Regions from separate parts of the Mus musculus genome. Here region 2 is linked to region 1. A link is a loop called in an ENCODE intact Hi-C map of the cell type or tissue named here. Cell type or tissue: left cerebral cortex. All regions are shown on one strand. Each heading gives the region's core, and the rest is flanking DNA. Links, peaks and the distances in the headings are about the cores only. Region 1 has its middle 12 kb from the start of Atp5g3. Region 2 holds the start of Hoxd13 (homeobox D13).

Region 1 (15,080 bases), core at 2,554-10,553:
CAGTACAGAAACAGCCACTTCACAGAGACAGGCTACCACTCCCACCCAGCCCAGCTGGTAACTGCCCAAGTATGGCTGGGCTTTAGACACCACCTCTCTGTCATTTCACTAGCTTCGTCAGGATGAAACATTGACATCTGCCTTAGCAATTTAGTCAGTGTGACCTTTTGATAACAGCTCCAGCCTATTCAGTAGTCCATGCTGCCTTGAATGTAAGACTGTTTCACTCAGACTCTGCTAATCCATCTAGCCTTGGCCAAGCTATTTTCTCAGAATCTATGTTGATTATGCCACATGCTGTCCAGGATCCTGCTTTCACCTAAATCAAACTCACTGGGCATCACCAACATAGCTGCTGCTCAGAGAAACATACAGCAGGATTCCCAGTTCACCTTAACTAGCATATTTTTTAAAATAATTTTTTTTTTTTTTTACTGATTGTACTGGCTGGTTTTGTGTCAACTTGACACAAGTTGGAGTTATCACAGAGAAAGGAGCTTCAGGTGAGGAAATGCCTCCATGAGATCCAGCTGTAAGGCATTTTCTCAATTAGTGATCAAATAGGGAGGGCCCATTGTGGGTGGAGCTATCCCTGGGCTGGTAGTCTTGGGTTCTATAAGAAAGCAGGCTGAGCAAGCCAGGGGAAGCAAGCCAGTAATGAACATCCCTCCATGACCTCTCCATCAGCTCTTGCTATCTGACCTGCTTGAGTTCCAGTCCTGACTTCCTTTTGTAATCAACAGCAATGTGGAAAAGTGTAAACTGAATGAACCCTTTCCTCCCCAACTTGCTTCTTGGTCATGATGTTTGTGCAGGAATAGAAACCCTGACTAAGACAAATTGGTACCAGGAGTGGGGTATTCCTGTTACAACCTGACCATGTTTTGGGAAAGACTGTGGAAGGACTTTGGAACTTTGAGCTAGAAGAGCCACTGGGATGTTAAGAGCTCTGTGGGATGTTCTGTAGGAGCTTGGAAGATAATGTTGAGAACAGTGCTGAAGATGGAGGCCTGGCTTGTGAAATTTCAGAGGGAAGATTAAAGACTCTTATCAGGCCATTGCTGTTTTGATTGTGAAGATTCTGTGGTTTTGGTTAGCTGGGGCTGAAGAATCAGCTGTGACTAACACGATACCAGAACTACTAAAGCAAATCCTTTGCATTACTGGGACTATTGATGCTGGTTACCTGAAGCAAAGAAATTAAGAAGTGATTAAGAAGAGACCAGCATCATTGAGGTGATATCTTCTTAGAGGTGTTTTCTGAGAGCACAAAGAGGTTGTGTTCCAGAGATAGCCAAAGTTGTACCTTGTGCTATGGCTGGACTTGGTAATGTGTAAGAGTCACCCAGGTGGTACTGGTTTTGAAGGCAGGAAGGGGTCATGCAGAGCAGCTGAGACTCGGCACTGTGAGAGGCCATGGAATGCCATTGGGGAAGGTGCAGCCTCAGTAGCAATTGATGTCCCAGGACTGAAGGGGTCATGGAAAGTAATTGAGGCTTGGCACCATGAAGAGAGCCTATGAGAGGCTATTGGTGAAGCCTAGTTACAGGGGAGGACAAGCAGTGTTTTGGAGATGCCAGTACCATGAATGACAACCAAGAACAGCAACAATAGTGGAGTACAGGCATCTGGAGCCTAGAGGACAAGGTGTGTGCTACAAAGGGCAGAGCTGGAAAAGTGACCCAAGCCCTTGGAGGAATCCAGAAGATTGTGAGTGGACCCCAGATATTGGACAGTTGTAGTTTGATTTTGATTTTGATTTTGATTGTGACCATGCCCTGATATTTTTCCCTCTTAAAGGAAAAAAGTATTTTAGTGGAGCCTGCAGTTAAGAGACTTTTAAATGTAAAAAGACTTTGAATTTTAAAAGATATTGGATATTTTAAAGGGATTGAAATTTTAAGCATTTGCAAAGACTGTGGGACTTTTAAAGTTATTTAGATCTTGGAGATGAATAAGAAAATAAGGTTTGAGGCTTAATAGTGATGTGTTTGTGTGTCAAGTTGACAAGGGATCACTGTACTGGCTGGGTTTTGTGTCAACTTGACACAGGCTGGAGTTATCACAGAAAAAGGAGCTTCATTTGAGGAAATGCCTCCATGAGATCCAGCTGTAAGGCATTTTCTCAATTAGTGATCAAGGGGGAAGGGGCCCATTGTGGATGGTGCCATCCATGGGCTGGTAGTCCTGGGTTCTATAAGAAAGCAAGCTGAGCAAGCCAGGGGAAGCAAGCCAGTAAGTAACATCCCCCCATGGCCTCTGCATCAGCTCCTGCTTCCTGACCTGCTTGAGTTCCAGTCCTGACTTCCTTTGGTGATGAACAGCAATGTGGAAGTGTAAGCTGAATAAACCCTTTCCTCCCCAACTTGCTTCTTGTTCATGATGTTTGTACAGTAATAGAAACCCTGACTAAGACACTTATTCTTTCTGATTTCACATCATGAACCCTAATCCCACTAATCTCCCCATCCCTTCATGCCCACCCCCAAAGCTTGAAACTTCCCCTACAAAAGAAAATTTAAAAAAATAATAATAATAAAGCCGGACATTGGTGGCACATGCCTTTAAACCCAGCACTTGGGAGGCAGAGGCAGGCAGATTTCTGAGTTCGAGGCCAGTCTGGTCTACAGAGTGAGTTCCAGGACAACCAGGGCTACACAGAGAAACCCTGTCTCGAAAAAAACAAAATAATTAAATAAAAAATTAAAAAATAAAAACCATGTTGTAGCGGAAGCTGTAGTGTATCACAGTGTGCTACACAGTATGCCCTTTTGGTACACATCTTTACTTGCAAATGCACATTGCAATGAGTCCTTGGTCTGGTTCAAGTCCTCTGGCTTCTGCTACACCATCAATACTGGATCCTCACTGGGGATCATATTGTTGCTCTGTGTCATGAAGATCTGATAGCTTTAGTTCTGTAGAATTGGCTCCTGTGTGCCCTCCAGAAGTTCATACATAGGGTAGATGTTGGGATAGACCAACTTAAAGCCCTGAATCTGGACCTGGGTAGTAGCTGAGTTGGTCAGCCTGCCAACTCCCCTGTACCCACACCACCAGGTCCAGCTCTCTAACACTGCCCTGGATAGCTTACTCAATGCTGCAGCTGGCAAGGGGCAGGGCCAGCTCTCCTGCTTTCATGTCCTTGGAGCCAGCTCACCCACCCCCATGCCACCAAGGTCAGTTCTACAGTGCTTGTCCAGGTGAGGTGCAGGGCCCACTCTCCTGATTGCTGCAGTCAGCAAGGGGTGGGGCCAGCTCTCCAGAATGTTACAGCCAGTGAAGGCCATGGTCAGTGTTCACAATCCTTGAACATCAACAAGCTCCTAGGTGGCAGCCCAAACCAGGGAGATCTGCATGGCCTTTAGTGGTAATGTGGGTCACACAGATTGACACAGACCCCTGATTCTGCATGGCCACAGGCCCAGACATGGCCCTCAGTGGCAGCACAGGCTTGAACTTCATCATGGCCTCAGGTGACAGGGCAGGCTACTCACAGCGAACTGTTCTTCTTCACCCTCACGTCTCTAGCTCTACCTCTTCCCATAATGCTCAAATTGTGCTGCTCATCTTTCTGTCCCACCTCTCCATCACTTGCTTGCATAGCAAGTGGCCCTGCTGCAGGTGGGCCACATGGAGGGCAGGCCTCTGGATATCTTCTGCCCACTTTAATTAACACTGTAATTTGAAGTTTGTGATTCGTTTCAAATCCCTTAGCCACTGGTTAGGACAATCCCCTGGACTTTTGTCTCATAAAGCTTCAGTTGACTGCCATATCTTTTGTCTTAGTTAAGGTATTACTGTTATATAAAACACCATGAGCAAAAGCACTGTGAGGAGGAGAGGGCTCCTTTCACCTGACAGCTTGTTAAGTCCATTACCGGGAATCCAGAGCAAAAACCCTGGGCATGAATCTGGAAGCAGGAACTGTAGCTGAAGGCTTGGAGAAGTACTAGAAGTCAGAGGACAACTTTGTGGAGTTGGTTCTCCATATCCATCTTTTTTGTGGATTCTGGGAGTTGGACTCAGGTTGCCAGGTTTACAGCAAATGTCTATCTACTGAGCCCAAACTACTGGTCCTATCCTCACATCCTCATAGATCTCTTGAAGGTACAAGGTAACCACTGGTGAATTATAAATAGTTGATGTCATGTCAATGGCCCTTATATGGCTCTTTTATTACACTGCTTTGCTTATAAGGACAAAGATATTCACTGCCAGTTCTCCAAGTCATTTCTTTCTAAAACTTAGGGTAAAAACTGAGGTCTTAGGGCAGTCAGTGAGCAGGGCCCAGAGCAGGAAAGGAAGCAGAGACTCAAGAGTGAGAGCTGAACCCTCTGCAAGGTGTTCTACCAGAGACCCAGCCCCGCCCCTCCCCCTCCTGTCTTGTTGGCATTCCCCCTAGAACTAGATCCGTCCCTCTTTCTTACCTGGGTCTTCTCACAGCAGGCTTAATTAGCATCTTACTTTCTTCAGAATGTGGCCTCCTCAGAAACCTGGCTTTGCTCTTGATCTCTAGCCTGTGGTACCATATTTGTAGATATCCTCCCATATCAATGACTGTTACCCACCACATACTCTACTTCCCAAATCGGATTCTCATAAATGACCAGATGACTGGTCCAATTTGCTCCTCTTTTAATGGAGTCTTTTGAGTCATGTCACCTCATCAGTTGCTCTCTGATCTTATATTTTGGCTCCCCCTACTCCCGTCGGGGGATGAAAGGCAGATTTATATGGCACCAAAAAAACAGTTACCCTCGTGGCTGGAGAGATGGCTCAGCAGTTGAGAGCACTGACTGCTCTTCCAAAGGTCCTGAGTTCAAATCCCAGCAAACACATGGTGGCTCACAACCATCCGTGATGAGATCTGACGCCCTCTTCTGGTGTGTCTGAAGACAGCTACAATGTACTTAGATATAATAATAAATCTTTTTAAAACAAAAAACAAAACAAACAAACAAAAAAAAAACAAAACAATTACCCTCAAATGCCTCCAGTTGGGACAAGGTACAACCACGTCTAGTGAACCTCATTCTTCTCCATACCGTCCCACTCCTGCTCCAGAGTAAGGACCGCTTCCTTGCATGGTCACAGCAACAACATCTGAGCCGGGAGCATCTTTGGTATCAGTTTATCCCATCAGAACTTCAACTATTGGTAGAGGTGAACACCAGATGACTGACCAGGAGATGGCAGCTGCAGCTATAGCTCCAAAGAGCCTCCCTTGCTCTGGGGACCAACAATAATACAGTCCTATTGGAGAGCCAGTAAGGTGAGAATACAAGACAAGAACAAGTTTTAAAAACACCTAGTTTGGGGGCCGAGGCTATAGCTCAGTCTGTATAGTGCTTGCCTAGCCCCCTCTACTGTCTTCATGAGAAAGTCCCATCCCTTATACACCGTGTGTGAACACAGCACTCACTTCTTCTAGATTACATAACTAGCTCGAGGCCAACCTGGACTACATGAGACCTTGCCTCAAAAAACATATGTAGATTTGGCTTGACCTTTCTTATTGCTAGATTATTGTGTTCTTAATTTTGGCAGAGCATAAGTTTTAAAAATATTACACAAATATATCTTTTCTATCAGCAAATTATTTTTAGTCTTTGGTCTTAAATCTTACCATTATATATATAGCAGCACATTTGGCTTGTAGCAAATGTACTAATTATTGTTTTAAGCAGCACATCATGGTTTATGTGTGGGTCACAAGCTGAGCTACCCCCTGGACTTGAAGAGAAAGGAAGCCGGTTTTTGGCGACATCAGATCTGGCTGTCTGAGTTCTCCAGAACAGACTGAGCTTGTCGGCTGGCTTTATTCCAGCTCTGCGGGGCTGGAAGCTTTTAGGCAAGAGAACAGAGAGAAAAGCTGCATTGTGGGTGCCCCCAAGTGGGTACTCTCTGAGGTGCACACTGCAGAATTTCCAGCCAATGCCATTAGCATGAGTGTACAGTGCTTTAAGAAACAGGGAAAAGCTAAAAAGCATCTATGTTTTTCATCATACATCTCTCACTGTTGCATAACAACAGAGCCGATATTTAATATAATGTTCCAAGTTATCACAGAGCACTTACTTTCTGGCAAATATGTTAAAGAAAGGTTTACAAGTTATGTCTTATGTGAACTTGGGCAACCTCTTAACCTCCATAATCCATGGTCGCCTCATTTTTAAAATTATGTTAGGAGCGCTGAAAAATAAATTTACCTCATAAAATTATATGGGATATGAAACAGTGGACAAAAGTTTCATATCAATGAATTCTTTCCTGAATTTGCTACAGTACTCTGGTTATATAGATAGTCTTCTGGTCCTTAAGAAACATATACAGAAATGTCAGCGGGTATAATGCTTGCTCTTATATGGATTTGAGAAATAATGAAATATGAGAGAACTGGGCTGGAGCAGTGGCTCAGTAGTTAAGAGCACTGACTGCTCTTCCATAGGACCCAGGTTCAATTCCCAGCACCCACATGGCAGCTTACAACTGTTTCTAATTTCTGTTCCAGGTGATCCAACACCCTCACACAGACATACATGCAGGTAAAACAATGTACATCAAAGATTAAAATAAAGAAAATGTTTAAAATATGAATCTTCCTTTTAAAATTTATTTATTTTATTTTTTTAATTCACTTTACTTCCTGATCACATCCCCTCCTCTCTTTCCAGTCCCACCCTTACAAATCCCTTACCCCACTGCTCCCTCCCCTCCCCCTCAGAGAAGGGGAAGCCCCACTTGGGTATCACCCCACCCTGGGACATCCAATCCCAGCAGGTCTAGGCACATCCTCTCCCACTGAGGCCCAACCAGGCAGTCCAGGTAGGGGGAAGGGGACCCAATGGCAGGGAACAGAGACAGAGACAGCATATTTGCTACAAATGTGTAAGAGGTCTAGGTCCAGCTCCTGCATGCTCCCTGGTTGGTGGCCGAGGCTCTGTGAGTCCCCGTGCTCCCCAGTTAGTTGACTCTATGGGTCTTCTTGTGGATCTGTGACTGCCCCTTACACTGCACCTTGTCTGGGCTTCTTTTAAACACAGAAAATCACCCAAAACCCAACTTCAGCATTTATCACCTGCTGTTGCCTTGTAGGAATAATCACTCCTGACTCAGTTCTTGAAATTATAAATAACATTGCATGTGGCAGGGCTGGAGAGATGGCTCAGTGCTTAAGAGCGCTCACTACTCTTTCAGAGGGCCCAAGGTTAGTTCCCAATTCTCCCACATCAGCTCACAATCCCGTCACTGCAGGGTATCCAGTGTCCTCTTCTGCCTTCCTATGGTCTTCTACACACACAGTGCACATAATATACTCAGACACACACATATGCACATAAAAATACATACATACATGCATGCATTCTTTCAAGCTTAAAACCATATATGTTTCATTCAGGCAACTGGTAAGTAAGAGAGAATCAGCAGTTCATCATATCTTCTTTGTTCTAACTGTAAGACAACACAACGAAAATAGTTGGCAATGGGGAAAAAAATCTTTGTAAAATGACTCCAGCTGATAAATGAAAGGGAAATGACAAAGAAGAACACTGTCGTTTTTTCCGTTCTAAAGAATGAAGCATCTGGGAGGTATCATTATTATAGACACTAGAGTCACTAGGTGGGAAGCCAATGGCAAAAGACAGTGAATAAATTCAAGCTGACCTCACTGGTCAATTTTACCATCAGAAGAAAGACAAGCAGATATAACATGTCTCTTAAATGGTACCCATGGAAAGTAAAGAAAGTAAAAATCCAATCTGACCATGCCTATAGGGCAATTTACCAATTTATAGGAAGCAAGGAGTTCTGGTGAGAGTGTTAAGTGATGTCATGAAGATAAAAGTGTCCAGATTCAGAAGGTGGAAAGCTATATGACCACCATTTCTACAGTTACTACATTTGGAAGAGCGAGGGTGAACCTGAAGACCAGGAGAAACGGTCAATAACTGGCTGTAGAACGTATGCTTGTTCCCAGCCCGTTTGCTTACTTTTGAAACAGCGGCTCCTTATATCATGACTGGCCTGGAATTTGCACCCTTCCAGTCTCTCCACTGCTATGCCTGGCCAGGTCCTTAAGTTCAACAAACTTGTTTTTAAATATATACTACAAGACATGAGGGATGTGAATATCAGCTGCATATTGATTTTATGGAATTATTGCTAAATATTCTAAATGTAACAATGCCATTGAGATTATAATCTCTCAGAAGAGTCCTTATGGAGATCACACTCAAACATTTATACTTTAAATGTTATTATTTTATGAATTTATTTCAAAATAACACAAGATAGTAGGAAAAGGAATGGAAAACAGAACACACAAAACTATGTGTTGCTGCTGTTGAAGCCAAGAGATAAATGGAAATTTAACACAATCCCTCTTAACTGTGATTATGTTTTAAATTTCCCAATACAAAACCACTAAGAGGCAACCGTGGTTAGTTCTCATAAGTGGTCAATGGGCAGAAGCAGAAGAATCCCCACAAGTTGTAGGACAGCCTGAGCTAAAGTTGTAGGCCAGCCTGAGCTAAAGTTGTAGGCCAGCCTGAGCTAAAGTTGTAGGCCAGCCAGGGCTATAGCAAAAGACAAGGAAACACACACACACCTCTTTGTGTATGAGAGGGGTGTGTGTGTGTGTGTGTGTGTGTGTGTTTCCTATTGAGTTTAATCTGCATTGCTTGCATGGCCATAGGTAGAGGAGTTACTGAAGCATGGACAACTAGTCAGTCAGTAGCTATATCACCTTTTGCTGGATAGTCATTAACTGCCAATGGGTCCTCAGGAGACGGAGGGGTTCCATGAGTCTCTCCTGCATCCAGGTAACCCGAGTCTTGTGAAGGTCCTGTGTGGGTAACCAACACTGATGTCATTTCAAAAATGCAATGGACACGCCATGTTCAGGAAGCGACAGCCATCTACGTCCTCCTACTCTTAAGTTCTTTCCAACCCCTTTATTTGAGACAGTCTTAAACATATGATCCACTGTTTCAGTCTCTCTCTCTCTCTCTCTCTCTCTCTCTCTCTCTCTCTCATTCTCCCCCCACACTCGTGTGTGTGTGTGTGTGTGTGTGTGTGTGTGTGTGTGCATGAGTGTATTCCTAGCTGTTTTGGAGCTCTCTATGTAGACCAGGCTGGCCTCAAACTCACAGACACTCTCTTGTCTCTACCTACCAAGTGCTGAGATTAAAGGTATGTGCCATCACACACAGCTTGCCAATGTGGTTTTTATTGGCTTTTCTATTATGCCTGATGATGATACACTTTTATGATGAGGTGTGAGGACTACACCTATCAGTGGGAATAAGGACAGATATTTGGAATAAAGTTAATGCTGGCTTAGTAAAGTAATGGTTGTAGGTTCTCCTTCAGAATCCATGACTTCACTAGCTCTGAATAGTCGGCTAAGTTCCAGGCATGATTTCCTTCTTGTTGAGCAGATCTTAAGTCCAACCAGAGGGCTGTTATTACTGCCAAGACACCGATATCATGACTGCAGCTTTAGGATTACTGTGCCATATTGGCCATTGCCATGGCTCATAGGTGTCAAAGCTGGGCAGGACTGTTGGCTACCTCCCTTCTCTGGATGCTTGCATGGTACCTTCTGGTAGCTGTGTTCCTCAAGAAGGAGACTTCCCTTTCAGTTCCATTTTAGGAGTCTCTGGACCCTGTGTCTGAAATGCATGGTGTCTTCAACAGTAAGGATTTACTGTCCACCTTTAGGGACAACCAAAGACAATGACAAAAGCTATAATGTTTCGGGAGTCTCTTGGACAACCCTGACCAACAACTCAAAAGAGTTGTCTCAAGACAAATGTCACATATTCTCTCATCTGAGGCTCCTAACTCAAACTCTTTATGTAAGTACATATCCTGGAGTAATTGCAGAAATCAGGAAAGTAAAAAGGGACCATTGCCGGGGCGGGGGCAATCGAGGGAGAATAGCAGGCTACACGTGATCTGAATGGGAAAATGGAGACTCTAATTAAGGGACACAGAGAGATAAATATAGAAAATGGGAGGAGATAAATACAGAAGAAGATAGGAGGGTAAATAATGAAAATGTCTTTAAAGGCACAAATAGCACTTGTGGGGCATTGGGCTATGCACAGACAGGCTGGTCTCCAGTCGAGCTGAGATGCTGAACTCTGGGACCAGGTGGTGATAATTTACCTACATGGAACGGAAGTTCTCTCAAGTCTCCTGGAAATCTGGTTCCTGTCTAAGTTACCGCGCCCCACAGCCCCCACAAGAGAAGCATGGTTAGAAGTCATGTGGGCAATGTCCCAAGCTTCTGACCTTCAGGCTAAACTCCTCCCCAGTTACCTAGCAACAGAAAAGATAGCAGCATACTTTAAAAGGGGCTGCTTGGCCTCTCCTCTCTCTCTCACTTCTCTCACTCCTCTCATTCTCACTCCTCTCTCCCTCTTACTCTCTAGCCTTTCTTCTCTCTCTCTCTCCTTTCCCCCCTCTTTCCTCTTGGCCATGGCCGGTCTCTCTTTCTCTCTTTTCTACCTTCTCTCTTTCCCCCTGCCTTTCTATAATAAAGCTCTAAAACCATAGACAGTCTCTGCTCCTCAAGGCTGCTGCCTAGACTCTTACCTGTGTGGGAACCTCTCTCCCATAACCCCAGGGAGACAGGGTGTTTCCCAGGGGCTCCCCAGGTCGGGGGCTGCCCCTTGTCCACCCCCACCCCCGTCGAGTGGGGTCAGAGGCTTAGATGCCCACCTGGGGCAACCCGCGTCTGCCTGCCCAGAGCACAGGAGGAACTCTGTCTATCCTCCCTCCCCACTCCTTCCCCCGGCCCCTTTTAGTTCCCACAATACTATTAACTCTATATATAAATACTTATAATGCAGGTAAGTCTTGTGTGAATATATGAATGGATGTATAGATGGATGGACAGACAGACAGACAAAATTTAATGAAATTCCCCCATTTGGGCCGACAATGCTTCCACCAGGTACAAAGACAAGCAAATACATACATACATACATACATACATACATACATACATACATACATACATACACAAAAACAAAAAACCCAACATCAGGCATTAGTTACTTATAGTTTTTAAAAGATCATTTTACATTTAGAAAAAAAAAAAAAGAAGTTGGTCAGATATCAAAGCATGTGCCAGTGAGGCTGAGAGCCAGTATTTTGGCAGGCTAAAGATCCAAATTAAATAAAAACGCTGAGGCAAGAGATCTCTAAAAGGAATTAGAAAATCTCAGGGGCAATGCTGTTTGTCTAGATAGTCTGGCAACAGCAAAGGGAGACAGTAAAAGCGTTTGGTCTGATTTTAACTTCTCTCCTGCTGCCAGCACCACACCCACACACCCGAGCTCTGTGGATTTGGGGTTTTACTCTCCGGCTGAGTTTTGGCGGCACATGTTTGGATCCCTGTGAGTTTTACTGAACCAAAGCAGGCACAGTTACAAAGTATCTCTCGAAACTTTAAGTACCCAAGCCAGGCGGTGGTGGAATACATTAGGAGGCAGAGAAAGGCAGATCTCTGTGTGTTCAAGGCCAGCCTGATCTACAGAGAGAGTTCCAGAACAGCAAGGGCTACATAAAGAAACCCTGTTTCAAAAACCTTTAAAAAACAAAAACCTTTTAGTGTCCTGAGTCAGCCTGGTCTCACTGCCCTCTTGGATCATGTCCTCATTTGCCTGCTACCGCTGCTCATAACTATGGCGTTGTACAAATGTAAGACCCGTAACAAACGACCTCTCTCACTCGACAATGGGTAACTCAACAGCCTGAATCCCAAATCAAGACCTTGGCCCCACCCGGTTGATTTGTGCTTTCATATGAATAGACCGAACATGGATAAATGGAATCTGACAAGAGCTTGACATCTTTTTTCAGTTTCGGGATGTTGCTCTGACAAACTGTCGCTGACTTAGTGACTTACAGCAAGATTTGCTATCTCATAGCTTTGGAGTTCAGAAGTCTGACCTGGGTCTCAGTGGACTAAACCCCATGTGCAGGAAGCATTATGCTCCTTCTGTACAGGTAAATCTATTCTGAGCCCTTTCTAGGTCCTGGAAACCACCCTCCATTCTCCGCTAGTGGCCTCTTCCTTGCTTTCAGTGCTTGTAACAACCAGTGGAGTCTTGCTCAGACTGTGTGACTCTAACTCTGCTTCCATCACGGCATCCCCTGACTCTCCTCTGCTTCACTTATAAAGGCTCTTGTGACTACGTTGTGTTCATCCAGATACAAGGTAATTTCCTCATTTCAATATCCTTAATCTCATCTCTGAGGTCCCTTAGACCATGTGAGGTGGCTCATCCACAGGCTCTGAGGATTAGGGCATAAGCATCTCACAGAGGAGGTAGAACTGAAGCAGCATCCTACCTACCGAAAGGACCCTCCCTCCATGCCAGGCATGGTGGCCCATCCTGTAATCCCAGTGTAGGCCAGATGGAGGCAAGGGGATCGGGAGTTCAGAGTCAACCTTGACTACACAGTGGGTTCTAGTCCAGCCTGGACAATATGATATCATGTCTTTAAAGGAAAAAAAAAGCCTTCCAAAACTCATCTAAAGAAGCTGCAAAGCAGAGAAAGAAAGGTAATAAATAATAAATCTCCTTGTGTACCTAGAGCTGAGATCCTCATACCCTTTACGTAGGTGATGGTGGGGGAAAGGTGAAGAAAGGCAGGGAAATCATGGCGTGCCTCTTGAAGAATAAAATGGGAAAGAATTAAGTAATTTAATTGGTCACTTGATTTAGGCATTAGAGAGATGGCACCAGTTTAGAGCACTTATGGGGGACCTGGCTTCTATTTCCACCACCACACAGCAGCTCACACTAAGCCCTAACTCCAATTCCAGGGGATCAGGTGCCCTTTACTGGTCTCCTTAGGCACCAGACAAATACAAAGTGATCTTACATACTTTGAGGAAAAACACTCACACACATAAAATGAAACCTTTTTCAAAAACATTTAAATTACATTAAAGTATGAGTCTAAAATATAAACATTGTATGATTTTTTAAATGACTTGAATATTTGTTATTGAGGTAGTTTAAGGGAATTGTTCTGGTTTAGTTTGGCTTGGCTTTTTGGAGACACAGTATCATTATGTTGTCTAGGCTGGCTTCAAACTTATGAACTCAGGTGATGCTCCTGTCCCTGTCTCTCAATATCTGGGACCATAGATGCACAACAGTGTACACTGTTTGGAAGTTTCACTGGTCCTTGAAGGATAAATGCTCAGTGTTTGTGTTTCTGTGCAGATATGAGCTCTGGTCAATGAAGTTGAAAAGACTCCCTTATAAGTGGTCAAGAAAGAGAATCTGACAGAAGACTAACCAAGAACAACGATAGAATTTGCAGTTAAGTAACATGTGGTCCCCATGAATGTGCACACAGACACATGAACACTGGCCATTCTCTTTAAATGACTGACCTGCTATGTAAGCAAAAACAGGACAGGATGTTTTCCCATGCGCAGCTTTACAAGTCAGAATGTGTTCATCTCACAGAAGAACCAGACCTCTCTAATCAAAGCCTTTATTCATTCATTCATTCATTCATTCATCCATTCAGTTTCACTCTTGGCTTTGCTGTATTTATTGATCATAAGTGTTTATCTGACAAGTTCATCTCCAGTGTTGGCAAAAATTGACAGTCTTGGTCTTGCCTATTTCCAATGAAGGAGGCAATTTCAGCAAAGCCCTAATTTAACATATGAGCAAATCTTAATGTTTCCACTTAGAGATTCTATTTTGTAGAATGTATTTCTTTAATGCTTTGCTTCTGAAAAATACACTTTAAAATTACATATCCATCACGACTTTAAGCCAGGCTCTCTGACTTGGAGCTGTGCCATCGAAAACTAATCTCATTATTTAGATTAGAAATTCTTAGAAAGGTGAAATGGGTAGTGTAAAGTATATTATCTATATAATGGACACCCTTTTTTAAATTAGTAGTGGGGAAAAGGTGCCAAGAAAAGCATGGTTAGTGCAGTGTAACCATGTTACCCCTTTATAAGGCCATAATGATCCAGACGTGGATTCAAAAATGAACATTAATCAGCATAAGGCATTTGCATAATATGGAAGCCCCAGAATTCCTTAATTGATAGAGTAGCTCTATAATCACATAACATGGGGGCTGGTAATGTACCCATAAATACCTCCCAGGGACTAGATAGGGGAAAATGGCGGAAAGAACTCTCTTGGGTCTGGCTCAGTGACTAGGAATATGTACTGCTCTTCCAGAGGATCAGAATTCAGCTCCTAATACCCCCATATCAGGCAGCTCCAGGGGGACCCCATGTTTGGAGCCTCATCAGACACCCTCCCACCATACATTCACATGCACATGCACACACACACCCTATTTGAAAATATTTTTAATTAAAAAAGAAGAAATGACTCTCTCAGATATTTTGTTAGTGCTATAAAAATTCTCATACCTTAAGTATATGTTAAATATCCAAGTCTTCTTTTAAAAAAAAATGGTCTTGATTTTTCAAGGAAGAATGGGAACTTACACTAACAGTTGGTTTTCAAAAAACTAAAATAAAATAAAATAGAATACAAACCCGTTGAAATTTATGTAAAACCTCCCTGTGTACAAAATACTTCTAACCAACATAAAGAAGCCATGCAAACAGACACATGATATTTTCAAACACAGATAGCTTACTCCTATATACATTATTAGGAGTTTGAATATAAGTTAAAGAATATTGAGTAGGGCTACTGCCTAAAGTATATCCAAGTCCATCACTAAGACCTGAAATTTAGTATTTATTTCATCACGCTAACCTTTGTTTCTATTAATGTAAACACAATAGAGAATATAATATGTTATTGATCACTGTGAATTATTGAAAAATTCCTAACACACTGATTTTTACATTTTTAAGCTGTCCATTTTACTATATATCAAATAATACAGACAGATGAAAATAAAAGATAAACAATTTCTGTATTCCTCAACCTTATTGCTCAATAATTTGCTGACTGCTCAAATTAATTAATGGATTAGTAAGCCAAGCATTTTTGTTTTTTAACTGTGGATACAGCAATAAGCACAACAAAATCTCTTGG
Region 2 (15,080 bases), core at 3,399-11,398, 740 kb before region 1:
TCCCTGAGTGGCAAAGAGGACTGAATCAGGAAAAAAAAGTTCCTGATTCCTAAAACTTGTGTTTAGTTGCTAGGGTATATAATAGCAGTTTCAGTTGTCAATTACTGCATACCACACGGGATGCTTGAAGCGTTTCTTTATTGATTGCCAAATATGGATGTGGCTTTCTCTAATTTCAAGAACTTCCTAGCGAAGATATTTACAATGGACCCTCTGTAGGCCCCAAATGTTCCAGTGAGTTTTTCTCTACCCAGGCACCCATTGATTAATAAATAAAAAAATGTCAAATAAATTGATAATATTGAAAGAAATAAAATTTATTGATTTTTAATGAGTTGGTCTGGTTTTAAAATGATGATTTTAGACATCACAGATGATATCCTCATTTTAAACATCACTATTTGTGTTAGAAGGAGGTGGACAGAAATGGAGAACAGAACATGGAGGTTTCAGAGACCAGAACTGGTGTTGTTTCCTTCATCTACAGATGTCGAGGAGAGCAAAGTTTTATAATAAATAAAAACAGCTTCTAGAGGCAGCACAAGCTTGAAAAACACAAATGGATGAAGACTCAGTGGAGACAAGAGAGTTCTTTTTATTTATATCTCCCTAGGAGTAAAATGTGATTTTTAAATGCTCGAAGCACTGCTCACACACACTGTATCTACAAAAATAATCTTTCAGTCCCATAAATACGCAACATTTTTGAAAGTAGTTCATCACTTTCAGAAGTTTCTTTTTCCCTCTTGGTCCTTAGAGCTCCATATTTAAAAAATGTGTTAGATATTTTAAAGCTCTGAGAGGCCCATGCATTCAGACAATTAACTTCTTCACTGAGCTCTGGACAGAAGTTCCCACCCATGGCCACATTGGCTGAGTCTCTTTCCAAGGATTGAGGAGATGGCCTTAGCTCCATTCCCACAGACCCAAGGAACGGGATGAATTTATACTATCTCCAGTCACTCTGCCAAGTGTAAGTATTTTAATAGCTGCATGTAGAGTTGGAGAAATAAAGGCATCCACTAGGAATGCTGTTTTCAGGTTCAAAAATCACAGCTACAAGACATGTTAAAACCACACAAAACAGCAAAGGAGACTGCCAAAGATAAGGGTGATTGTCTTAATTTCAATATTAATAAGGTAGCTGCTTTTAAAGTCATCACGTGCCTTCAACCTCCAAGTTTCAGACTCTCCCAGCGGTCCTAAATCACCTAATGCCTAAGAGCTGTTTCCACTTGCCTTGGGGAAACTTCTGAGAGCTAATGATTCAATTACACAATCACAGGGTATGAAAGGCTAAAAAAAACGATTCTGGCCTAATGGATTATAAGCATAATCAGTGCTGGAAACACATATAAAATCCTGTTAAAAAAATAAACCCCTAAATACAAGGGCACTTCTGAAATTCATTTGGGGGGATTATTGAAAAAAATACTTCAAGTTTTTTTTTCCTCATACTGGCCTGGAGGGAGAAACAATGTTTAAAAATTATAAAAACAAACCTAGACAAGAACAAAACCAATAATAAGCAAGTAAGAAATAGAATTACAAAGTCGGATTGGGCAGCAAAAAGTTTTAGAACCAGATAAAGGTCAAGAGAGAGAGAGAGAGATAGAGAGGGGGGAAAAGGATTCACAATGCTTGCCTTTCTAGGCAGGGAAGGGGGAGGGAAATTAAATACATTTTCAAGTCTTTTCAAAGGTATTTTTTTGGAGACAACTGAACGCATTTAAACTGTCTGTGGCCAACCTGGCCCACATCAGGAGACAGTGTCTTTGAGCTTGGAGACGATTTTCTTGTCCTTCACCCTTCGATTCTGAAACCAAATGGTTACTTGTCTCTCCGAAAGGTTCGTGGCAGCTGAGATCCGCCGCCGCTTGTCCTTGTTAATGAACTTGTTAATGGCATACTCATTCTCCAGTTCTTTGAGCTGCAGTTTGGTGTAAGGCACCCTTTTCTTCCTTCCCCGTCGGTAGACGCACATGTCCGGCTGGTTTAAAGCCACATCTCCTAGCATAAACAACAGCAGGGGAAACATTAGCCTGGATACTTGGAACACCTAAGCTTTGAGTTGTGTTAATGTGAGTGCGTTTGTTATTTGTTAGTACTGGGCGGGGGAAGGGAGGGAATAAAGAAAATGAGATTGTTTATACTTTATTATTATTTACACAGACATATTATTTACACAGTATTAAAGAAAGACTATTTGCACTTTGAGACAAAGGCTAATTTGATGGATCATCATGGTTTTTCAAACCGGCATTTTAACAAGCCTGTGATTTTATGGTCTGGTTATTGGGGGAAGCTCATAAGGACAGTTTCTGCAATTGCCAGTTGCATACATTCAAACACACACACACACACACACACACACACACACACTTCAGATCTTTTACTCAAGCTTTAATCTCTTCTACTGTGTTTGGGAGTTTATGGGCTCTAAGAAGCTTCAGTGGTCATTGGAACCCCACTTGAAAACACGGGGACCCAACTCTGGCACCTTTCAGAAACCTCTTTAGTCAGGGGAGTGAGGAAGGGAGGGGGATGGGGTTAGGGAAAGGGGAAAGAGGGAGGGAGGGAGAGGAAGGGGGAAGCAGCAAAGGTAACGAAAGATCTTGAACTTTAGTGGATAAAAAGCACTTGTGCTTCACGGGAAGGAAAACATAGCAGAGGCGCTTTTAATTGGGAAAGTCAGAGATCACAGAGACTAAACAAATTTTTCTAGTGGATTATACCTGGTCAGGCCTGGAATATAAGTAACCACTCCCAAATAGGGGCTTTTCTTTTTTCTCCCTCCCCTTTTTTCGTTGCTCCTACCTGGAAAGGATGATTTCCAAAAATGGGACCCCTGTGGCTGATCCTTGGCACAGTACACCTGGCTGTTCCACCCGTTGGCTAGCGTCCAGGACTGGTAGCCCTCCATGGAGATGTATGCCTCGTGCCGAGGTTCCCCGGATCCAAAAGTGGACACCATGTCGATGTAGCCAGGCACGTGCTGATAGGGACTTGTGTAGCCCTGGTAGAAGGACACTTCCTTGGCTCTTGCGGGCACCTCGTTGGTCGGTACGCTGCTGCTCGCCAGGCCCGACACGTCCATGTACTTCTCCACCGGGAAACCTCCGAGAGAAGCGTGCGGGGACGACTTGAGAGCGTTCTGCTGTAAGCCTACGCCGTGCGACATGCGGCAGCTGTAGTAACCGTTGCCGAAGTGGTAGCCATAGCCCAGCGCGGGAGCGCCCGGCGGTGCTGCAGCGGTCGCGGCGGCCGCTGGCGCGGGACACTCTTTGGCCACAGGAGCCTCGGGGCGAGTGGCGATCACAGCCGAGGATGACGACGACGACGAAGAGCCTGTGCGCTCAGAGGTCCCTGGGTAAGCGAAGCTGGATGCTGCCGCCGCTGCCGCCGCCGCTGCTGCGGCCGCCGCCGCCGCGCGTCCGGAATGTGTCCCCGCGAACACCGGCGCCGACAGGAAGCCGCGACACTGGCCAGGCGCTGCTACGGAGGAGGAGGAGGAGGCCGGTGCCGCCCCAGCGGCCCCGCCGTCCGCCCGCAGCCCATCCATGTCCCAAGTCCCCGAGCGGCTCATGGCCCGGCCTGGCCCGGCCCGGGCCCCGGCCTCGGCCCCGCGCAGGACACCATGGCGCGCTGCGCCTCCTCCCTCCTCGCTGTGTTCCGCGGCGCGCTCGCTCCCGCCCTTTCCCTCCCGTCCTCTCTCCCTCCGCGAGCCTCCCGCCTCCTGCCCGCCCGCCCGCCCGCCCGCCCTCCAACAGGTTAGCTCATCGCGGGACGTTTATAAAAACGAAGTTCAGGTTGGGAGGGGGCCTGGGACGGTCAGGGGGCCGTCTCCCGCCCCGAGGGCGCCGGCCGGGGACCCTGCCATTGGCTGCGCCGGGACACGTGGGGGTGGGGGCGCGGGAGAGCCTGGCTCCCAGCCCAGGTCCGGCTGGACCCACCCACCCGGTCCCCACCCCTCTTCAGCCCTTTGGGAGGCCCACCTCGCATCCCCGCCCTCCCCCAGACCCAGGAGTTGACTTTGCAGCCACCCCCTGATTGCGCGACGGCCCATCTCGGGCCTGTCTGCGAGGCGGGCGCCGAGGCCTGCGCTTCATCTCCGCAACCGTTGTTTTTGCCACTGCTCTTTGGCTCCTCGAGCTGCACACCAAAGTGAGGATGAAGGACAGAGATGAGCAGAATGACGAGAAAACAGAGCAATTCTATTTTTAAAAACCTGTTGCTCATCTTTCCTTAGTCTACCGCGTCACCCCAAATTCGAGACAGCTCATCCTACCTTGAACATACCTAACGAACGGGTAAAAGTATTCCACACATAGGACATCAGTCGGAGTAGATCCTTCCTATACAGCACCATCGGCCCACAAAAATACTCACGAAACAGTCTTGGGGCAGCATCAGAGACTTAGAATTCATCTCGAAGCCGCAAGCCTGACAATCGGCGCAACTAGGAAGTCCACAGATGTTCGGTTCACGTCTCTGCTCTTGGCCAGCCGGCAGTCACTTTGCCAGGCTGGCCTTAGCTTCAGCTTGGCCTCCTCCTGCCCAGCCCAAAAGACTCCGTACCAGCGCGGGAGGAGAAAGCCACTCAATAGAGTGCCACGAATCTTCTGCGCCTCGCCCACAGCATACCGGCCTCTAGCTTTTTGCAGCCACCACCCACCCCCGCCCGTTACTCACACCAATTAATTGAAAACTTCACTTTCCCAGGGACCTTTGTTTCGCTTCCTTTTCCAGGCTGCCAACAGCAGGGAATTGAGTGTGTCAAGTCAAGGGGGTGTCCTTTCTTCTCTTCTCGTCTCTTTTCTTTTCTTTTCTTTTCTTTTCTTTTCTTTTCTTTTCTTTTCTTTTCTTTTCTTTTCTTTTCTTTTCTTTTCTTTTCTCTTCTCTTCTCTTCTCTTTTCTTCTTCTTCTTCTTCTTCTTCTTCTTCTTCTTCTTCTTCTTCTTCTTCTTCTTCTTCTCTCTCTCTCTGTCCGCCCCCCCCCCCCCCACCACCACCAAGTAAAGTCCGGACTGGTGACAGGCGCAGTCCGAGTTCATAGAACTTCATAGGGACAGAGTAGGCTCTAGTTGTGAGTACCGGAGGAGCTAATACCAGATAGAGTTAGGTAGGGTGGCTCTAATCGCTCTGTATTTCCACCTCCTCTCACAGAGTCTTAACAACTTATGGGTCGTCCTTGTGAGCTCTGATTTGAATCTAGGTCGGTCTCCTGAGAGCTATTTTAGACTTGGTTAGTCAAGAGTGCTGGGTGGGTGCGTGAGCCTCAAAGTGGGCCAGTTTGATGCTGTACTATCAACCTTCAGACCAGTTTATCTTTTAAGAAAATCACTCCCCTAAACGTGCAATACTAAGTCCAGCTTGTCACTCAGCGTCACTGCCTTCTGAAAATAAGCTCTGAGAAAGAAGAAGAAAAGAAGAAAAGGAGTGAGCAAGGTCCTTCTGGGCCTGGTCTGGTCTGGCATCACAGGGTGGGCTGATGGCATTAGAGTGTTGACACAAAAACCACAGTAACCATAAAAGGCTCAAATAAGGGGATGGGGGTGTAGGTTATGAGAGGTACTGGAAACTAAGAGAATTTGTATAACTTTTAAAAATCCTAGACCTGGTCATGGTCAAATTCAAACCCGGAGGGTCTCTCCAGGTTTTTGCAGCATTGTGATGGGTAGTAATTTGTTGATCGCGATAATTTTGATTGCTTGAGAAAGGACAAAAGTTAGAATGGAAGCTGGATTGCATTTGAAGAGCCAGGTAGTAGTATTTCTGAGCTTTTGAAAAAGAGTAACAATGAGATGTTGTATTTTCTCCTTGTTTCCTTTCTTGTTACTCACAGAGAAAGAACAACTTGGGAGCCATTGATACTCCCCCACCGCACCCCTATGGCTTTAAACATTTACTGAAACGTTTTTAAAAACAAATTAAACAGAAATAGCCAGAACCAACACACCTCAGTCTCCTAAAACTCAATAATTTAGTAGTTTTGTGTTCTTTGGGCTTCAGTACCATTTTTTAAAAATCTGACTAATACATTTGATAAGCATTGTATTTTTAAATCGAAGAAAATAAAGTTAAAACAAAAATTGTCACATTTTGAAACTAAAGTCTCAACCTTTGCTTAAATTACCACACAAGAAAATAAGTTGTGCTTGGCTGGGAGAATATAGGAGTTAATGCTTAGGCTAAAACTTCTTGATATAGTCTTCTTCCCTATAACGCTCTGTGGTGCCCTTGTAGAACTTAGGGTTTCTCTGCCAATTTCAAAGGTTATTCAGAAATAAAGAAAGTTTTGAATAATGAATTTTATCATTTTCTATCACCAGCTTGTCTGTGACTTCAACAAAAATTAAGTTTAGATATGCAGAAGTAGGTTATACTAGAAAAAGGTCTCTGAAAGGGCCCACAGGTAGAACTCCAAATCCCAGGATCCCAGGGAAGTCACTGCTGTTGAGCCAGACTGCTGAGGCTGATTATGAGGTAAAATTAGGGTGTTGGTAGTTTACGGGGTGGGTAGGCAGGTATAGAGAGGATGCTGCAGTTAAATAAGAAGAAATGTTTTCGTTTAGCTTGGATATCTTGTGTCCAAACTGTATTCAAGCTGAAATTTAATTGTAATCTATTTTTTTCCTTCAATTTTTTTTTTTGAGACATAGATCCACTCTCTAGCCAAGGCTGTCCTCAAATTTTCAAAAGGGGTGGGATTACAGGCATGAACCTCTATGCCAGGCTTATAACCATTTTTTTTTCAGATGTCCAAGAGCACAGGGTGAGCCTTATATTTGTGTGGCAGCACATCACAATGAAATCTTAACAAAAGGATAAGCAAGAGTTTAGCAATGAAAATAATTTCCAAATACTTACCTATTGTTCTGTGAAAAAAAAAGCTACATTTCCTGATTTGGGTGAAAGGCCATGATGTCCTTTGCTGCCCCAATCCCCTTCCACGTCTCTCCATTTGCTTCTCTTTCTTCTTTCCTTCCTCAAGCGCCCCACTGAGTATTGAATCTGTGCTGGAGACAGACATAGCCTCTGTTCTTTCTTGTAGATCTCACAATTTGTACATCTGTTTGGGGATGGAAAAATGAATGGATACAGGCTATGACTTAGACTTATTGAAGTGTCCTGTTTACCAAGACAGCAATGAGCTCAATTAACAACACAATTGATGACGATTACAACCAGGATGGCAGGATCCTGCCAGAAAAGGGTTGTGGGAGATGCCTTTGAAAGTATTTACCTTGATGACCACAACCAGGAAATACAGAACACCCTTTTAATTAACTTTTGAGAAACCAATGATTCAGTAGAAAACGTCTCAGTTTAGAAGCAGGGTCTTAAGTTGAGAAGAACTGGCTGGTTTTTGTTCCTGACCATGTCTGTCTGCCAGCTCTGGAGCTAATTTTTCCTCTCCAGCTAATAATCAACTTCACTCAGGCTGAGAAAAAAAAAAACAGAGCAAACAAAATATGAAGCAAACCCCAAGAGAATCACAACATTTTGTGTATAAGGCAGGTTCTAGCAACAGCCAGATGTCCTGTGTTTGGGGCATTTTCTAAATCTAAAAGGTGGAATCCTTTTGGGTTTAGCAACAAAATTAGCCTATATTTAATGAAAATCTCAGGCAACAACAAACACCCCCCGCCCCTCTAAATACCAGGTGACTTAAAAAAAAAATCCTGAGTTTGCCTCCCACTGGGCAGCAGGGCCCTATTTGAGATGAAGAGACCACCTCCAACTGTGGACTGTAGGAAACAGGCAGGGTCTTCCCTTCCAGAGAAATGCTGAGCTTTTCTAGAGAGCTCTAGAAGGTAGGGCCAGGGCTTAAGGACCGAATAACTTCTTTCTTTCTTCCTAAATAGAAGCAAAGATTGCAATTTGCTATTTTGTCTGACATTTTGAAACAACTTTTCTAACTTGCTAAATGCTTATTCTATGAGTCAAATAGAAGCTTATTACCATTTCAAATAATTCACATTCTCCACGGGCAAGCCACATTATGCATAGCAGCGAAGCAAAGCGGGTGAAGGGTAGGAAAATGCCTAAAAATGTAGAAGGAGTTGAGAGACTGGCAAAGGATGCCAGTGGTATGCTCCGGATCCCTGAAAGGCGACCGCAGTTCCCCGCGCTTGGCGCTAGATGTCCCTGCAAGTTCTTGGGTCTGATCTGAGGGTACATTAAACTCCTGGCAGTTGGCAAATCTGATTAGCCTCGGGGTCCAGGAAGAAAGTAGCCACCAATTCCCTCACTTACAACCATTCTAGGGTAACTTGGAGTTGAAGGTGGAGGGGAGAAGGAAAACTAAATTAAATGAGCTGACCCAGGCGAGGCAGAAAGCTAGAGGCTTGCCTGAGGAGAAATGAGAGTAGGAAGCCTAGAAGACTGGCTTGGTTAGTCCAACCCTCACCCTCTCTTATAAATCGAAACCTGGTCCTGAAGACCACACTTAGCCTAAAGAAAACATGCCCTGCCCGCAGCTCAGACTCTGCAGGTGTTTACTGCCCGTTCACAACATCTGCACTCCCATAAGTTCTCCAGCGAGCTTGAGACTTACTTCGGGTTGAGAACGGGTGGCTGGCATCTTCCACCGGGAAGCCCAGAGCTGGGTGAGACCACCGCATCCCGTGGCCCTGTTGCTGCTCGACGGGGCTTTACTCTTGACCCATCCCTCTGCAAGTCTAGAACAAGTTTTAACCTGAAGTCACAGGTCAAATGTTCACTGTTTACAAGAAACAAATACTTAGTTTGGCAGTCTAACCCCACCCCAGGAGAAAGAAAGAAAGAAAGAAAGAAAGAAAGAAAGAAAGAAAGGAAGGAAGGAAGGAAGGAAGGAAGGAAGAAAGGAAGGAAGGAGAAAAAGAAAAGGAGGAAAAGAAAATGCCCTTGCTTTGTTTACATCATTCTTGCCAGCAAAACTGTTCTTTTTGGGTAATACAGAGAAATTTTTTCCTGTATGTCACCTCACTCCCAATCTTAAAAATTTGGCATGCCCTTCGCATAGGTGGAAGATGCCCTTTGAAGGCATGGGGTTTGGGTTAGATTTTTGTCTGAGTGTTCTTGTTCTTGGTGATGGTACTTTGAAGATATCAGAAACTGAAAACTGGGTCCATTTCTAATTTCATCCTCTCCTTTCTGGAAAGGATATGAAATGACTATTTTTTCAACAAATGTAACTCTCTCTCTCTCTCTCTCTCTCTCTCTCTCCTCCACTGGTGTAATGTTTTTGAGGTAGGCCTGCCTTTAAATAAGACAGGTAACATGAAGAAAAAAAAAAGCGGTTATGCAAAACTTTCAACCCCCCATGACATCCATTATTGGAGATAAGTATAAACCATGAACAATTACCAAAGCTCTCTGTGTAGGAGGTTTCCTTAAAGGGGCGGGGCAATTCCCCAGGGGTTCTCTGGTCTTCAGAAGGTAGATCTATGTAAAAAGCCACTTGTAATTGTATACTAAATGAGTTATACAAATTAGTCAATATTATTACTAGTAATAGGTAATGTTCTAAAGGAACATTAACTATTCAAATGGAATAGTCACTGTGAAATGCTATCCTCTGCTAAGGGCAGTGAAAAGTTATGGATGTTTTTCATTGAGGTAGTTTCCCTGACAAGATCACAAGTATATGTGGGGCAATAGACATCCTGGAAATGCAGTATCAGTGTTACTTAAAAGGTGCAAGGTAGTTTCAAAACCACTAATGAATGAAGGTGTCGCGGAGAAATGATTTTTTTTTCATTTTCAGTAGAGTGGAGTCGTACTTGGCCAGCTTTTGGAACCAGAGGCGGTGGGTCGTAGAAGAAGGTAAGAAATCTTCCTAGGCCACTGAGGTTTCTGCGACAGAAAAGCAGCTCACAGCTGCTGAAACCGCGAGGAAAACAGATGGGGGCGCCAAATGACAGCAATAAAGGCATCGGCGGATTTCCGCCCAGGCTGAGCGACCACTTGCTGCCAGGGTCTTGGCCCCCCATGGAGCCTAGCCTAGACCAAAGATTCTCTTCTAGTCCCTTGGGTAGAGAAGGATTAGGTAGCAGGATCCTCCCAGAGACACTGGGGCCCAGACTGCCTGGACCGGTGGAGCTGGGCGTCCTGGCTGAGAAGCAGTTGGGGGCGCCCGCAGAGCTGGACGTGTGATTAGCGAAGAGAGGTAGCCAAAATCCTGCTTGAGGACAATGCAAGTGCCAGGAACTGAATGACCACTAGGGTAGAATAGCCACTGGGACAGGGGCAAAGGTGGATGCTGGGTCAAATTCTCAAATGGAGGTCATCGCCCACCAGACAATTCTCCTAAGCCTGCGAGCCTATGCAATTTTCCACTTACAACTTTAAAGAGGTGGGATTGTTTTTTTTTTTTTTTTTTTTTTTTTTTTCCAGCAAGCTTGCCTGTAGAAATAAGTTGGCGCTAAGGGGAAGAGGTGAAAAACTTTTGGCATTGACTATATATGTATACACATGTATATAAATATATTTCACACCTCACCTCCCCTTACATTCTTGACGCGCCCCCAACGGGTCCAAGGTTAAAAAGAAAGCGCCAACAGACAGATGGGCAATTAGATCAGAGGTTTACCCCCTAACACACCCCAATATGCTGGGTGTGTCTCAAGGCGGGAAGGAGGGGGGCCCGGGTTAGGGTCTCAGTTAGTCCTGTGACCGGGATGCAAAACCAGCATCAAGACTGCCAGGCTCTCTAGGCTGCTTCGGAAGCTCACGCGCTAGACCACTGTGTCCTGTCCCTGTCTTCCGTGGACCTCGCCAGTGCGGACAAAGCTCTGCTTCTGGGGCAGCAGGCGGGCAAACTGGCACGACGCATCTGAGTCGGGCAGGGTGGGGCGCAAGCGCGGGAGGAGATGAGCGCATTTGAGTGAAGATTGATCTTCCTTAAAATGGTTGCCACCGGCGTCATTATGACTATCAAAGTTATCGCCAAGAGGCTCAGCCTCCAGCCTCAGGCGGGAAGGAGAAGAGGCAAGGCTGGTTGGAGACTCTCTGTGCCCCCAGTCAGCACCAGGAACACCGGGGGCCACAGGTAAGGGCCTAGGGTGGAGGAGGGGGAGGATGGAGAAGTGGAAGAAGAACAAAGTGGGAAAGGAAGGGAGGCAGCAGGAGATTCCATTCCCTCCACTTTGACCCCCAAAACCCAGTTACTTCACCACGAATTCCTCTATTTGAGAAGGGTGGGAGAAAGCCGGCAATTTTAAAAAGTGGGTTCTGTGATGGGGAGCTATGGTACGGTAAATCATGATTGTGTTTAAAGTTAGCTGTCAATTTCTACTATCAGATCCTCCAGTCTAGTTTATTTCCCCTAAGGGAGAATGCGAGGGTGAGAAGCTTATCCATCAGAGGATTATAAAACAAAAAATCTAAGGTCTTCGAGTTCAGAAGTTAGCCTGCAAGCAGTGGTAGAAAATAAGAGAAGATGTAATGATTTCCACTTGGAGGCACGGCACGGGTCCTGTGTACCTCCTCAGCCACGTAGCAAGAAAGCATTTTCAAAAGTCTACAAGATATATTCTCTCTCTCTCTCTCTCTCTCTCTCTCTCTCTCTCTCTCTCTCTCTCTCTGTGTGTGTGTGTGTGTTGGAGGGGAGAATCAAGACTGAGAGGAAAAAGTAAGGAGAGAGAAAGAACTCAGAATTCTATTTGTTAAATAAAATACTCATTATTAATATTTGGTTCTTAAAACAGAAAGATAAGTAATCCTGACAGGAGTGGGCGCGAGGTCTTCTTACGCAACTCTTCCTGTATCCTCCCCTTTACCCGCCCCCCTTACGCCCCCAGCTTGTAAATGTTAAGGCAAAACAAAACAAAACAAAACAAAACAAAAACTTCTCAAGAATCTACCCTGGAAAAATCAAAGCATTATCTATTATTTAACACGTATCTGTGTTCGTGGAGAAATGAGGAAGGCGCTGCATGATTAGGACCTAAGGGGCAACCCAGCAAACTGAGAGCGTAATGATGCCCCTAAATGAAGGGGGAAATGCGCCGCGGCGTGCTCTATTAATCAGACTGTCAATTTCACCCCCGAGGCCAAACCCCCGGGCGAGCAGAACTGGCTGGGAGCGGGCAAAGGACCGGAGCCTTCTTCCTCACTTCTCGTGTCTTCTCGTCTCCTACCTGGATCTATTTGTCTGCTCTGAAGTCGCCTTCATTACCCACTGACAGGAGCGTGTATTTATTTGCTTATAAACCTGTTACAATAAATGATTATTCGAACGGCGTCATTCGTACCTTAATGACGAGCGGGCGCTACTTTTTGATGAATGACATCTCCGACTCGGAAGGATGTATGGGTCATTTTGACCAGTCATTCCCTCGCTCTGGCATCCCACAATTTTTTCCGCCTCCCTCCAAAAGAGATAATAATATTTAGAGCCGCTTGCTGGGGCTGAATGAGAATCAGCCCTGGGCGCAGCCCATCATTAAGACGGGACAGCCAGGCCACTGTGACATTTTTTAGAAAGCTGAGATGATGGAAAGAATAAGAAAAGAGATGATTCTGATGGAAAGAGGGCTCCACAGCCCTACTGCTGGCAAGAGGTTCTCCAGTTTGTCCGATTCAGCTGGCGGTGCTGTGCTCGAGGCCCTGGAAAATTCGCAGCACCCGGCTCGCCTCAGTCCGCGCCTGCCGTCCGCCCCGCTGCACGGAGCTCTGGGAGACCTCCCCGCCAAAGGCAAATTCGAAATAGACACTTTGTTCAACCTGCAGCACCCGAGCAGCGAAAGCACCGTCTCCTCCGAAATTGCCTCCGCTACCGAGAGCCGCAAGAAGCCTAGTCATTATTCCGAAGCGGCCGCCGAGGCCGACATGAGCAGCGACGTGGAGGTGGGCTGCTCCGCACTGCGCTCCCCCAGCGGCCTGGGCGCTGCACCGCTCAAGGAAAACAATGCCAAAGGTAACCGGGTACCCGCAGACTCCAGCCTCATCCTCTGGGCTCTCTCGAGGGCCTGGCCAGCCCTTTCCACACCTTAGCGGGTCTCTGACTCTTAACTAAAGTGCTTCACAGAGCTGGCAGGGGCAGGGGAGGGATGCATACTAAAAACTGGTCCCTCTGGCTCTGTTCTTTGAGCATCCCAGCACAGCCCGGGCCTGTGGAGCCTAGGGAGCCAGGCCCAAGCGCCCAGGCTCCTGCCTGAATCGAAGCAAATGTTTCGCTTGCCGATCTAAGAGCTGGGGCGTAAGAGCTGGGGCGAGGCGACACAGCGCTGCTAGCCCGGGTGGCTTAGTTGCTTTTTGGGAAGGGTGCCCTGGACAGGAGCTCCGAACTCAGTTGCTTCTGGAGCCCCCAGGGCCGGGTAGAGGGGACACTCCTCTGGATAAGTCTGAGACAGAGAGTCTGGCCTCGCACCTCTGCTCAACCGCTTAAGTCAGCGGACAGAAAAGAGTTTGAAAAGTGGGCGCCTCCTTCCCTTTACTGGCTTGAGCTTGAGCTGCAAATGCTTTGAAAATCCTAAGATATTTTAACCCCAAAGGCTGTCAAAGAAAGATTGGAAGCCGCATAAAGAGCTGCCCTATGGTTCCTAGACTGTCAAACCCACAGCTTCTTAAACTGGTTCCAAGGTAGGCATTCTTCCCCAGCAAATTTTCCTACCGAGTGGTAATTTTCTAATTATTGGAAAAAGAACAACCTTTTCAAATTCTGTTTCTATTATTTGGTTAGGAAGGGCTCCCCAAACTTCATTGATTTCATTAACGGCAGCAATTTGTAAGCCTGACAGATCCCATCAATTTTGACAGCGACTTTCCTTCTCAAAGCCTCTTTTGCCACCAGCTAGCAACCCCAACTCAGGGTTCTCGGTCCCTACAACTACTCATGAGCTGTGAACTGTTTGTTTGCTAGGGTACACGGAGAGCGGCTCCGTCGCGGGCACCACGACGTCGGCTTCCGGCTCGGGCCTCGGTAGTCTGCATGGAGGCGGCGGCGGCGGCAATAGCGGGGCTGCGGCGTTGGGCGGCTCTGGCTCCGGTTCCGGCGCCGATCAGGTGCGGCGATACCGTACGGCATTCACCCGCGAACAGATCGCGCGCCTGGAGAAAGAGTTCTACAGGGAGAACTACGTGTCTCGGCCCCGCCGGTGCGAGCTGGCCGCTGCACTCAACCTGCCCGAAACCACCATCAAGGTATCTATTCCAGCGCATGCCCGCTCAGACCTCCCTCGGGGCGCTTGGGTTGATTTGTCTCACGCCCGCCCCATATTTTCCCCTTCTGGGTGGTGAGAAATCGGTGTGGAAATCCACCGGGTTTTGTCACCGAAGGAGTAGGCTTATTTACTTCTCCTGTGCCGAATTGTAATCGGTTGACAGGCCTGGCTCACCCGAGGAGCCCTGAATCCCAAGGTCGGTGCTTCAGACCCGGCCCTTCGCCTTGCCCAGTTCTGCCCAACGGCTGCCCAGGTGCCCTCTTACTTGTGCCCAAGGTCCTACTCCACCCTAAGCGGCAGGGCGGGCTGGTTTTTGTTTCTCCGGCACAAACCCGAGGTGCAACTTTTCATTCGTTCCTGATCTATGTGAGATGTATTTTTCACATAAAGCGTTGCTACCCGAAGAAAAGGTTACAGTATTTTTAAAAATCGATTGGATTGAGAACGTGGTTTTCTAAAGATTTTTTTCTCTTGGGCAACGTGAATGAACGAAAATGTCCTTGTTTTTATATGTATACATACACATGCATATATTTATGTATATGTGTATATACACATTTATGTATATATTTAGGATATTATTTTTTTATTATGCATCCAGAACAGATGGCTAGAAACTAGGTAGGCTTGGTGAACACTTCACAGAGCGTTAGACTCTCCAGCAAAAGAGGACAGACACTCCATGAAATAAGAGAGTAGTATGGAAGTCTTCCTCCAGTTTGATCGGGCTTTCTTTCATTTAGAGTTGTGACGAATGATGTCTTTATTAGATACTGTGTTAGAAGGAGGTAGAAAAGTTCCCTTTCCAGGTTCTGGGCACACAGCTTTTGACATTCATTTAAAGCAAATGATTCCAACAAAATCATCCCTTCAATACCCTAATCAGATCCATGCCCCTAGGGAACTAGTCCTTGCAGCTCCGAGGGCTCAA

Evidence for each region. Hi-C counts contacts between places; a loop is a spot of excess contacts. Peaks named below come from ENCODE experiments on the same cell type or tissue, not always from the same donor. Only the 100,000 strongest peaks of a DNase experiment are listed, where the experiment ranks them.
Region 2: a loop joins it to region 1, with 4 times the contacts of the local background. A loop is called at or near these places in 5 of 42 quality-filtered maps.

Annotation. Positions count from the first base shown.
Region 1 is chr2:73,916,064-73,931,143 of GRCm38, reverse strand. No RefSeq gene overlaps it. Among named protein-coding and RNA genes, the nearest start is that of Atp5g3, 12 kb to the right of the region's middle. In left cerebral cortex, for the core only: a CTCF peak has its summit at 5,906 (motif pointing left); DNase peaks (open chromatin) are centred at 5,354 and 5,845.
Region 2 is chr2:74,656,816-74,671,895 of GRCm38, reverse strand. Hoxd13 (homeobox D13) reads right to left here and starts at 3,671. Exons shown (of 2, transcript NM_008275.4): 1 at 2,818-3,671; 2 at 293-2,010. The coding sequence starts at 3,586. The coding sequence ends at 1,760. Gm31790 (a long non-coding RNA gene) reads right to left here and starts at 10,345. Exons shown (of 3, transcript XR_374674.2): 1 at 7,965-10,345; 2 at 6,870-7,071; 3 at 5,005-5,408. It overlaps Evx2 (even-skipped homeobox 2), which reads left to right and starts at 12,339. Exons shown (of 3, transcript NM_007967.3): 1 at 12,339-12,903; 2 at 13,849-14,129. The coding sequence starts at 12,477. In left cerebral cortex, for the core only: CTCF peaks have their summits at 8,138 and 9,886 (motif pointing right); DNase peaks (open chromatin) are centred at 8,136 and 9,906.